Regions from separate parts of the Homo sapiens genome. Here regions 2 and 3 are each linked to region 1. Evidence: read pairs that join two places in POLR2A ChIA-PET (ENCODE). Cell type or tissue: OCI-LY7. All regions are shown on one strand. Region 1 has its middle 15 kb from the start of MYO18A. Region 2 has its middle 24 kb from the start of NUFIP2. Region 3 overlaps TAOK1 (TAO kinase 1).

Region 1 (4,000 bases):
GACTGCTTTGTGTCCAGAGCCATGAGGAAGAAAATCTTCCTGAACTTCATGTGCAGGTGGGGTTGGGCTGCTTCCTCCTGAACCCGATGGAGTTGTGCTACCTGGGCTGGGTCTTCCCTTGCCAGGCACGCTCTGTGGCCTGCACCAGCTAGTGCTACTTCTGCTCCACTGTGATGAGGAAGGACCGTGCTCCAGGTGCCCTCCTGCTGGTGAGTGCCCCAGCAGTGCAGGCCCCAGCACCGCACGCCCCATGCTCACTGCCCGGTGGTGACAAGCAGCTGGCTTAGGGTAGCAGCAGAGACCTGACACTCCCCCCCAGCAATGCCACTCAGCAAAAAAATCCTGCCATCCTGCTTGGTCTTTGAGGGTGGGGAATGTGGAGTGGGAGTGGAAAACCCTGCTTCTTTCTGAAGATGTTACCTCAACAGACACAGTTTAGTGAAGTGATGAAGAGTGAGGCCTCTGGAACCCAGGTTCAAATCCCAGCTCTGCCATTTACCAGTGGTGTAACCTCAGACAAATTGCTTAACTTCTCTGTACCCCAGTTTCTCTAACTGAAAAACGGAAATCATAATAGATCCTCACTCCTACTTCATAGGAATGCTGTGAGGGTGAAATGAGTTTATACATGTAAAGTGCTTATAGATAGTAGCTGGTAACAAACGTTAGCCATTTGTATTAACCTCAGCTGCCTACAGCGTTGCTTTTGCTTGCCTAGCTTCCTGGGCCACCCACAATTGTGGAATCTATTGTCAATTCCTCCCTCAGTTGCTCTTACGGCTGTTGGAAGCCAAGTCCCCACACATTCTTCCTTGTAAGTCTCTCCTACACCTGTCCCCTCTGTTGGGTCCCCAAGTCATCTTCCTTGTTCAAGTTTGTATTTTCGGCCCCCTGCACTGCTGTTGCTGAACCTGCCAGGCACCTCTCTGCCTGCACTGCCCTTTCCTCTATTCCAACATACACCTGCCTCGCTGTGGAATCTCCTTGAATTAATCACTTAAAGTTCCTATGCCTGGAAACCAGCATCTTCCATGAGCCAGCCTGGACCTCCTTTTCTAGCCGGATCACCTACTTTTTCCAAAGAAGCCCTCCATTCTAGCCACACCAGGAGCTGTGCCTGGGGCTCCCTCCCCTACCTCCCACCCTTTGCTTGTGTTCCCTCCCGGGGACCTCTGACGTGGGAGGCTTCAGGACTAAGTTCGAATCCTGCCCCGCCACTCGGTGGTTGTGTGAGCTTGCGTAAGCTACTTGGTCTTCTGGTGATCAGTTTCCTGCTGTGTCAGAAGAGACTAATCATACTTTCTTCACAGGGTCATTGTGAGGATTAAACAAGATACTCTGAGTAAAGTGCAAGGCACACAATGTTCATCAATGAGTAGTAGATGCCATGATTATCACCTACATTCTACTATTATTGCTCAGATACTACCTTTTTTCTGTGCAACGTTCCTTGACCACTGCTCTGATTTTTTTCCTCTGTGCCTCCAAGGCAATTTCACTTAACAATTAGTCACGCAGTATTTTGTGACTTCCCCTTTACTGTGGTCTTCAGCAGTTATTTAAATCCCATCCTGCTGTGTAACTTTGCACATGTCTCTCATTGGTCTTTCATCTCAGTTGCAAGGAGGGGTGGTGACGATGTGCTTTGCAGGAAGAGGACACAAGCTTCTGCTCCCAGCTTAGCACTTTGCGTGGAATAGGAGCTCAACTCATATATGCCGATTTAATTAATTTTGAAATCTTTAGGCTACAATTAGAACTGAGTCCAGACTGAGCTGTACTTGAGGCATGTCAGAAAAGCAGAGTGACAGACATTCCTCCAGTGTCTTCCACAACTTGGGCCGATTTCTAACAATCCTTTAACAACTAAAAAAGTTCCTTGCAGGGTCTAATTTCAGTCCTGCTTGCTGCAATTGAAGCTGCTTTTCAGCCTCAGATTATTGATGTCTAGGTCCTAAAAAGTGTGTGTGGCGGGGGCGGCAGGCGCAGTGGCTCACGCCTGTAATCCCAGCATTTTGGGAGGCCAAGGCGGGCAGTTGCCTGAAGTTGGGAGTTCGAGACCAAGCTGGCTAACATGGTGAAACCCCGTCTCTACTAAAAATAAAAAAATTAGCCAGGCATGGTGGTGCACGCCTGTAGTCTCTGCTACTCAGGAGGCTGAGGCAGGAGAATCACTTGAATCCAGGAGGCGGAGGTTGCAGTGAGCCGAGATCACACCTCTGAACTCCAGCTTGGGAGACACAGCAAGACTCCATCTCAAAAAAAAAAAAAAAAGTGAGGGGGACAATATCTAGGATAATTGGAGATGTCAACCTCCTGTGACCCAGCAATTCTATTCCTAAATATATGCACCAGAAAATATCTTGCACAGTGAGCACCTGAAGATATGTCTCACAATGTTCATAGCAGCATTATTTTGCAAATAGCAAAAACCAGAAACAACCATGAATATTTATCAACAGAATAGACAGACTGTGTTATATTCACATCATGGAATATTATACAACAGTGAAATGAATAAATTAGAGCTAATCATATTAATAGGAATCTTTCTTCTTTATTTTGTTATTCTTTTTTTAAAAATAATAGGAATCTTTCAATGATGAGCAAAAAGAGCAAGTTTCAGAAGAGTAATGACAGTGTGGTATTATTTTTACAAACTAGGTAAAATAATATTTTATATTGTTTGAGGATATATGCTATGTAATAAAAGCGTATGGAAGTGCATGGAAATAACAAACATCCAATTCAGAATAGTGGTTGCCCCTGGGAAGGGGGAGGATAATGCAGGGTGGTACTGAGTGTTCAAACTGAGTTTGAGTAATTCTTTCTTTCTTTCTTTACCTCCCTCCCTCTTTCCCTCCCTCCCTTCCTTCCTTCCTTCCTTTCTTCCTTCCTTTGTTCCTTTTCTTGGGATGGAGTTTCGCTCTTGTTGCCTAGGCTGGAGTGCAATGGTGCGATCTCAGCTCACCGCAACCTCCGCCTCCTGGGTTCAATCGATTCTCCTGCCTCAGCCTCCCAAGTAGCTGGAATTACAGGCATGCGCCACCAAGCCAGCTAATTTTGTATTTCTAGTAGAGACAGGGTTTCTCCATGTTGGCCAGGCTGGTCTTGAACTCCTGACCTCAAGTGATCTGCCCGTCTCGGCCTCCCAAAGTGCTGGGATTACAGACGTGAGCTACTGCACCCAGCTATTGTTTAATTTTTTAATTTTTTGTAGAGATGGGGTCTCCCCATGTGCCCAGGCTCATCTTGAACTCCTGAGATCAAGTGATCCTCCTGCCTTGGCCTCCTAAAGTGCTGGGATTATAGGTGTGAGCTACCGCACCCAGCCCAGATAGATTTCTATGTAGAGCCATTTTCCAAGGAAAGAATAATGGAGACATAACCTGGTTTTGTTCATTCTGTCTCTGCTGGGAGGATTATAGCCCCCCTCTATAAGTGGGAACTCTGAGCTGGAGACAGGTGACAGGATTTGCTGGATGCTATGTGGGAAATCAGGAGACCCTGCTGGTTACTCTTTCTTTGGAACAAACTGGATTTGTGGAAATTACTTGTGGTTTTAGAGCCATTGAGACTTGAGTTTTAATCCTGCTTCTGACATTATCTATAATAGCTGTGTGGTCTTGGCCAATCTCTGACCTTTTAAAGCCTCAGTTCCTCATTTAAATAGGAAAATAACAACATGGAGTTTGCAGAGTTGTTGGAAGGATTAAAATGGGAGTGGTCCACCTTGCTCTGGTTTGGTACATGGTGGAAATATAGCTCAGGTCCTTTTTCCCATGCTCATAATCAGCTAGTCAGTGACCTTCTCCTGGGCCCCATCTGTTCTCAGGGAATTTAGCCAGCTCTTCTCCGTGACTATAATCAGGGCTCTTGACCGAAGGGAAAGCCACTTTCCATGTAATTTTGACATCTTGTGCCATGGAAATAATTAATACATTTATTGTCTTAATACATCTATTAATTAAGCAAATAACTACTGGTCAGTATAATATGG
Region 2 (4,000 bases), 120 kb before region 1:
CACAAGGGATTCAGGAAGGAAATCCATTATTCTCATTTTGAAGATGCTGAAACAAGGCCCAGCAATAAAGTTAAAGTTAGGTGTCAGACCTGAGAAAGACCTGTGCTGCTGCCATCTGTGCACTGTATCATTGCACTGTGCTCTGTTCTTACTGGGATGAGGAACAGTGAAGCCTACACACACCTTTCCATAAGAGGTTGCACTGGTCTTCTTTCAGTTACCCCAAGGCTCCAAGCTTTTTTTCTATCTTAATGGCCTTTGTATTGGCTCACTGCAACCTCCGCCTCCCAGGTTCAACCAATTCTCTGCCTCAGCCTCCCGAGTAGCTGGGATTGCAGGCGCCCACCACCACACCCGGCCAATTTTTGCATTTTTAGTAGAGACAGGGTTTCATCATCTTGGCCAGGCTGGTCTTGAACTCCTGACCTCGTGATCCACCTGCCTCGGCATCCCAAAGTGCTGGGATTACAGGCATGAGCCACCGTGCCTGGCCCCTCCCCTAACTCTTATCTTTTGGGTCCTGGTTGAGATGTCAGAGAGACTGTTTAGGTATCCCTCTCCTGCCCTACCTCCCTCATTCTCTTTCACAGTATTTTATACTTTCCTCCAGAGTACTCATCACAATTTGCAATTATATGTCTATTTGTGTATGTATTTGTCTTCTCTAACAGGCTCTTAGCCCTATGTAGGCAGGGATACCATCTGTTTTTGTTGTTGTCTTTTTGTTTTGTTTTTTGTTTTGTTTTGTTTGTTTGTTTTGAGACAGGGTCTTTCTCGCTTACCCAGGCTGGAATGCAGTGGCGCGATCTCAGCTCACTGCAACTTCCACACCCACACCCCATGGGCTCCAGCAATCCTCCCACCTCACCTTAGCCTCCTGAGTATCTGGGACCACAGCTGTGTACCACCACACCACCACACCTGGCTATCTTTTTGTTATTGTTTTTGTTTTTGTTTTAGATGGAATCTCTGTCACCCAGGCTGGAGTGCAGTGGCACGATCCTAGCTCACTGCAGCCTCCACCTCTCAAGGTCAAGTGATTCTCCTGCTTCAGCTTCCTGAGTAGGTGGGATTACAGGTGCCCACCACCATGCCCAGCTAATTTTTTGTATCTTTAGTAGAGGTGGGATTTCAACATGTTGGCCAGGCTGATCTAGAATTCATGACCTCAGGTGATCCACTGCCTCGGGCTCCCAAAGTGCTGGGATTACAGGTGTGAGACACTGCACCCAGCCTATTTTTTTTTTTTTGTATTTTTAGTAGGATCTCACCATGTTGCCCAGGCTGGTCTCAAACTGCTGGGCTCAAGTGATCCACCCGCCTCAGCCTCCCAAAGTACTGGGATTACAGGCGTGAGCCACTGCACCCAGCCCCCCATCTGTTTTGTTCTTCATGTTAACGCAATGCCTAACACAGTGCTGCATGCTGCATGTATAGCAGGCTCTTAAATACATATTAATTGAGAGAATAAATGAATAAATGAATGAAATGTTGTTTATTACATGCTACTCTGGTAAAGGATAGCTTGGGGTAGAAATAAATGTTACTAACAATATTTAAATGATTGATGTTGGGTTTAAGCATCCTCTACCGTCACCCCATCTCTACCCTCACCATCAAGTAGCATTTGTCTACCACATCTAATCTCCTAGTGCCAAGCCCTAATCTCTGTATATTTGGAGACTAGTTTTTGGAACAGATACATGTACCAAGACTGATTCAGTTTACAGGATTTTAGGCTTAGAGGTTCTTACTGAAATAAAGTTTGATTTCACATTATTCTGGATTAACTCCAGGCATTCACCATTCAATGTGAATAATTCAATGTTATTCTGGAGTAACTCCAAGGCATTCACCATGCAAAGGAAAAGACATTTGTTTTGTTTTGCTAAAACTGAACTTAAACTATATGAAAGACACAGCTGCATTTATAGATAATTTTGTGCATTTTAGGTATCCAAGAGTGGGCATTGTTTTTGGGTGGACATAATATTTCTTTTCTTTTTTCTTTCTTTCTTTCTTTTTTTTTTTTTTTGAGACAAAGTGTTACTCTGTTGCCCAAGCTGGAGTGCAGTGGCACCATCTCAGCTCACTGCAACTTCCAAATCCCGGATTCAAGCAATTCTCCTGCCTCAGCCTCCCAAGTAGCTGGGACTACAGGCATGTGCCACCATGCCCGGCTAATTTTTGTATTTTTAGTAGAGACAGGGATTCACTATGTTGGCCAGGCTGGTCTCGAACTCCTGACCTCGTGATCTGCCCTCCTTGGGCTCCCAAAGTGCTGGGATTATAGGCATGAGCCACCGCAACCGGCCTAAATAATATTTCTATTTGTACTGATATCCTACAAACTTTGTATTATATAGTTTAATAATGTATTTTTTCTAATTGTAAAAACAAGTATGTTCTTTGTAGAAATTTTAGAAGTTGCAGAAAAGCATGAAGGAGAAGCAAAAAGTAGAAAGAAACAAAAAATATCACTCAGAATCTCATCATTAGAGATAATCCTTGCTAACATTTTGGTATAGTCTCTCTCAGCCTTATTTCTTTTCTTTTCTTGCTCTCTCTTTTTTTTTTTTGTTTGAGACAGGGTCTTGCTTTGTCACCCAGGCTAGAGTGCAGTGGTGCAATCATGCCTCACTGCAGCCTCAACCTCCTAGGCACAAGCAATCTTCCCCACTCAGCCTCCTGAGTAGCTGGGAATGCAGGCACATGCCACCATGCCTGGCCAATTTTTTTTTTTTTTTTTTTTTTTTTGAGACAGAGTCTCTCTCTATCACCCAGGCTGGAGTGCAGTGGCACCATCTCAGCTCACTGCAACTTCCGTCTCCAGGGTTCAAGTGATTCTCATGCCTCAGCCACCTGAGTAGCTGGGATTCCAGGCTCATGCCACCTGCCTGGCTGATTTTTGTATTTTTAGTAGAGATGGGGTTTCACCATGTTGGCCAGCCTGGTCTCAAACTCCTGACCTCAAGTGATACACCTACCTTGGCCTCCCAAAATGCTGGAATTACAGGCATAAGCCACCGCACCCAGCTGCCTGGCTAATTGTTTACATTGTTTGTAGAGACACAGTTTCACCATGTTGCCCAGACTGGTCTCAAACTCCTGTGCTCAAGCAATTTGCCTGCATTGGCCTCTTAAAGTGCTGGGATTACAGGTGTGAGCCACCGTGCCTGGCCAGCTCAGCCTTATTTCTATGTGTATGTTTGGGTAGGTGCACACATATATTTATGATAGTTATCACCTGTAATCCCAGCACTTTGGGAGGCCAAGGCTGGCGGATTGTTTGAGGCCAGGAGTTGGAGACCAGCCTAGCCAACATGGTGAAACCCCACCTCTCCTAAAAATACAAATAATTAGCTGGGCATGGTGACACATGCCTGTAATTCCAGCTACTCAGGAGGCTGAGGCACGAGAATCTCTTGAACCAGGGAGGCAGAGGTTGCAGTGAGCCGAGATCACACCATTGCACTCCCAGCCTGGGTGACAGAGTGAAGCTCTGTCTCAAAAAAATTATCACATACATAAGGATATACTAGTTATTTACTGAATATGCCAGGAAACTTCATTTCCTTTTTAAACATATTAACTCTTGTAATCCTCTCAATAGTTATATGAGAAGATATTTTTATTCTTACTTTATAAATGAGTAAACGGAGGCTGAGAGTATCAATTTATTTGCTTAAGGTCATGTCATTAGTAAATGGTAGATCTGAGATGCAAATCTAGATCTAAAAGTCTATAATCTCAATCATTATGCTATATAGCTGTGTGTACATTTCTATGTTTTAAATCAAACTGGAATTACCATAGAAATAATTTTGTTTATTTTGAGATGGGGTCTTGCGCTGTCACCTAGGCTAGAGTGAAGTGGTGCAATCACAGGTCACTGCAGCCTCAACCTCCTAGGCTCAAGCAATCCTCCCACCTCAATCTCCCAAGTAGGCCCGGCACGGTGGCTCATGCCTGTAATCCCAGCATTTTGGGAGGCCAAGGT
Region 3 (4,000 bases), 210 kb before region 1:
GCCTCCCAAAGTGCTAGGATTAAAGACATGACCCATCACGTCTGGCCTGGCATTTTTAAAATATACTTAATATACTTAATTAGTCACATAATAATTTTATGAACAGACGTATTTCAATTAAATCAAATCTATATATGTCCCCAAATAAAATAAAAATAAAAGATATTTTCTTAATATCCTCCAAATAAAAAGTTTTCAACCAGGCATGGTGGCTCACACCTGTAATCCCAGCACTTTCGGAGGCTGAGGCAGGCAGATTGCTTGAGCTCAGGAGTTCGAGACCAGCTTGGGCAATGTGACAAAACCTAATCTCTACAAAAAATACAAAAGAATTAGTCAGGTATGGTGGCGCATGACTGTAGTCTCAGCTACTTGGTAGGCTGAGGTAAAAGGATCACCTGAGCCCGGGAAGTAGAGGCACAGTGAGCCATCATTGTGTGCCACTGGACTCTAGCATAGGGAAGGGGACTGAGACCGTCTTAAAAAAATTAAATAGAAAGTCTTCTTTTTTTAAAATTCTGCAATTCATGAGAAACTGCACTCACACATAGTGTGTGACATTAGATATCTGATAACACGTTCCTTAATACAAAAACCTCAGAAGTTACCATGATTATCCAAAACTACTGGTACCCTGCCCAGGACCTTTTAGGCAAAGTCCTTGCTATCTCCTAAGCTTTGAAACCTAGGAAAGGTAAATATACCCAATATAACGACTAAATAGACTACAGATGAATCAGTAGAGATTGAAGGAGAGTTGTTGAAAGAAAAAGGAAAAAGCAAACTAAAACAAGCATACTTCAGAGACAGAAGATTAGAAGTAAAAGGGATGAGGTAAAAAAAGAAATTTTAGTTCAGGCACAGTGGCTCACGCTTATAATTCTAGCACTTTGGGAGGCCAAGGTGGGCAGATCACCTGAGGCCAGGAGTCAAGACCAGCCTGGCCAACATGGCGAAACCCCGTCTCAAACAAAAAGAACAAAAAGTACAAAAATTAGCCAGGCGTGGTGGCACAGCTACTCAGGAGGCTGAGGTGGGAGGATTGCTTGAGCCCAAGAGGCAGAGGTTTCAGCAAGCCATGATCACCCCACTGCACTCCAGCCTCCCAACAGAGTAAAACCCTGTCTCAAAAAAAAAAAGAGAAGAAAAAGAAAGTGATATGGTTTGGCTCTGTGTCCCTACCCAAATCTCATGTTAAATTGTAATCTCCAAAGTTGGGGGAGGGACCTGGTGGAAATGATTGGATCATTGGGGTGGATTTCCCCCTTGCTGTTCTAGTTGATAGTGAGTTCTCAAGAGCTACTGTTGTTGGAAAGTGGAAAGTTTGTAGCACTTCCCCCTTCACTCGCTTGCGTGTCCACACACATGCACACTCTCCCTCTCTCTCCTGCCAACCATGGGAAAATATGCCCACTTCCACTTCCGCTATGATTGTAAGTTTTCTGAAGCCTCCCCAGATGCAGATGCCTGTATAGCCCACAGAACCGTGAGCACATTAAACCTATTTTCTTTATAAATTACCCAGTCTCAGGTATGTCTTTATAACAGTGTAACTGGGTACCCAGAACATATAAAAATGTGGCAAACTGCTGAGCACAATAGCTTACACCTGTAATACCAGCACTTTGGGAGGCCAAGGCAAGAGGATAACTTAAGATCAGGAATTTGAGACCATCCTGGGCAACATAGCAAGACCCTGTCTGCACAAAAAAATTTTTTCAAAAATTAGCCGGGTGTGGTGGTGCACACCTGTAGTCGCAGTTACTCAGGAGGCTGAGGTGGGAGGATCACTTGAGCCAGGAGGTGGAGGCCGCAGTGAACTATGATCACACCACTGCGTTCCAGCCTGGGCAACAGAGCAAGACCCTGGCATCAAAAAAAAAAAAAAAAAAAAAAAGAGGCAAACAAAAGTTTCCCATAATAATGTTTACCCTTACTTTATGCACCACACTGACACTCCCCATTACTTTTTAAAATTGTTATTGTGACTCACTAAATTGAATTTACAAGCCATTAATGGATCACAAACTAAAGTTTGAAAGCACTGGCTTAGAGGAACTAAAAATTATGGGAAAGTCCTTGCTTTCCTATGATTATCTAGCTTGAGAAAACTATTCAGAAGGTGGAATTCTCCCAGGGCTGAAATACTGTCTTATCTGGCACATAATAATCACTTAAAGTTTGTTGAATTAATACATTTTGGAACGTAAGGCACTTTCAAGGTAAGGACATACCTACAAAAGATACCTAAATAAAAATGCGTAGAAGAGCATGGGTACTCTGAATCCCTTCAAAGACAGGGATGGTAAAAAGAGCTCCAGGAGGTAGAAGAGGGATACCAAATTTTTCTTAAATAAACAAAGTAAGTACTGGAAAAGAAATGTCATTTGTTGTTTTTTTTTTTTTTTTTTGAGACGGAGTTTTGCTCTTGTCTCCCAGGCTGGAGTGCAATGGCGCGATCTCGGCTCATTGCAACCTCTGCCTGGTTCAAGTGATTCTCCTGCCTCAGCCTCCCAAGTAGCTGGGATTACAGGCGCCCACTACCACACCCAGCTAATTTTTGTGTTTTTAGTAAAGACGGGGTTTCACCACTTTGGCCAGGATGGTCTTGAACTCCTGACCTCAAGCAATCCACCCACCTCGGCCTCCCAAAGTGCTGAGATTACAGGCCTGAGCCACCACGCCCGGCCTGAAATGTCATTTCTTAAGACAGGCTTTATATCCAGCAAAGGAAAAAGAAAACCTGTGATAAATTAAAAACTCCCATCAGAGGTGGGCACAGTGGCTCCTGTGTATAATCTCACCACTTTGGGAGAACAAGGCAGAAGGATCACTTAAACTCAGAAGATCAAGACCAACCTGGGCAACATAGTGAGATCTCGTCTGTACTAAAAATAAAAAAAAATTAGCCAGGTGTGGTGGTGCACGCCTGTAGTCCTAGCTGCTGAGGTGGCTGAGGTGAGAGGATCGCTAAGTCCAGAAGATTGAGGCTGTAGTGAACTTTGATCTCACCACTGCACTCCAGCCTGAGTGACAGAGCGAGAATCTATCCCAAAGAAAGAAAAAAACTCCCATTAAGTACTACACAGTAGTCCATTATAGGTGCAAAAAGTTACTAAGCTACCTTGATATTCTAACTATTTCTTTCAAAAATGTATGTCAGACTCCAGATATATAAATCCAATATCACCAGGCGCAGTGGCTCACGCCTGTAATCCCAGCACTTTGGGAGGCCAAGGCGGGCAGATCACGAGGTCAGGAGATCAAGACCATCCTGGCTAACACGGTGAAACCCCGTCTCTAATAAAAATACAAAAATTTAGCCAGGCATAGTGGCGGGCGCCTGTAGTCCCAGCTACTTGGGAGGCTGAGGCAGGAGAATGGCATGAACAGGGCAGGCAGAGGTTGCAGCGAGCCGAGATTGTGCCACTGCACTCCATCCTGGGCAACAGAGCGAGACTCCGTCTCAAAATAAATAAATAAAAATAAATCCAATATCAAATCAAAATTATATAATGCAACTCATCCTTAAATATTAGACTCTCCCCAGCACTTTGGGAGGCTGAGGCAGGTGGAACCACTTGAGCTCAGGAGTTCGATACCAGACCAGGCAACATGGCAAAACCCCATCTCCACAAAAAATACAAAAATTAGCCAGGCAGTGGCATTTGCCTGTAGTCCTAGCTACTTGGAGGGCAAAGGTGGGTGGATCACTTGAGCCTGGGAGGTCAAGGCTGCAGGCAGCCGAGATCGTGCCACTGCACTCCAGTCTGGGTGACAGGAGTGAGACCCTGTCTCAAAAAAAAAAAAAAAAAAATTATCTCAATGTACTCATAAACATTTATATTAGGCAGCTAGTGTGTGATAGCCAACAATTTATTGAGTGTTAGCATGTATCAGGCAGTAAGTTAAGTACTTAGCAAGCATTATCCTATTTAAACAACCCAGTATATACTATCTTCACATTAACGGGTGTGGTGGCTCATGCCCGCCTGTAATC

What was found. ChIA-PET counts read pairs that join two places held together with the same protein. Peaks named below come from ENCODE experiments on the same cell type or tissue, not always from the same donor. Only the 100,000 strongest peaks of a DNase experiment are listed, where the experiment ranks them.
Region 2: POLR2A ChIA-PET joins it to region 1 with 5 read pairs; 2 of 35 experiments call an interaction of 5 or more read pairs at or near these places.
Region 3: POLR2A ChIA-PET joins it to region 1 with 6 read pairs; 3 of 35 experiments call an interaction of 5 or more read pairs at or near these places.

Annotation. Positions count from the first base shown.
Region 1 is chr17:29,193,178-29,197,177 of GRCh38, reverse strand. It overlaps the pseudogene LOC100421028. Among named protein-coding and RNA genes, the nearest start is that of MYO18A, 15 kb to the right of the region's middle. In OCI-LY7, no CTCF peak of the experiment used is centred here; a DNase peak (open chromatin) is centred at 1,577; H3K4me3 peaks cover 1,489 bases; H3K27ac peaks cover 1,746 bases.
Region 2 is chr17:29,316,545-29,320,544 of GRCh38, reverse strand. No RefSeq gene overlaps it. Among named protein-coding and RNA genes, the nearest start is that of NUFIP2, 24 kb to the right of the region's middle. In OCI-LY7, no CTCF peak of the experiment used is centred here; no DNase peak of the experiment used is centred here.
Region 3 is chr17:29,398,802-29,402,801 of GRCh38, reverse strand. All of the region lies in intron 1 of TAOK1 (TAO kinase 1), which reads right to left. Among named protein-coding and RNA genes, the nearest start is that of MIR4523, 10 kb to the right of the region's middle. RefSeq lists an enhancer at 1,375-1,444. In OCI-LY7, no CTCF peak of the experiment used is centred here; no DNase peak of the experiment used is centred here.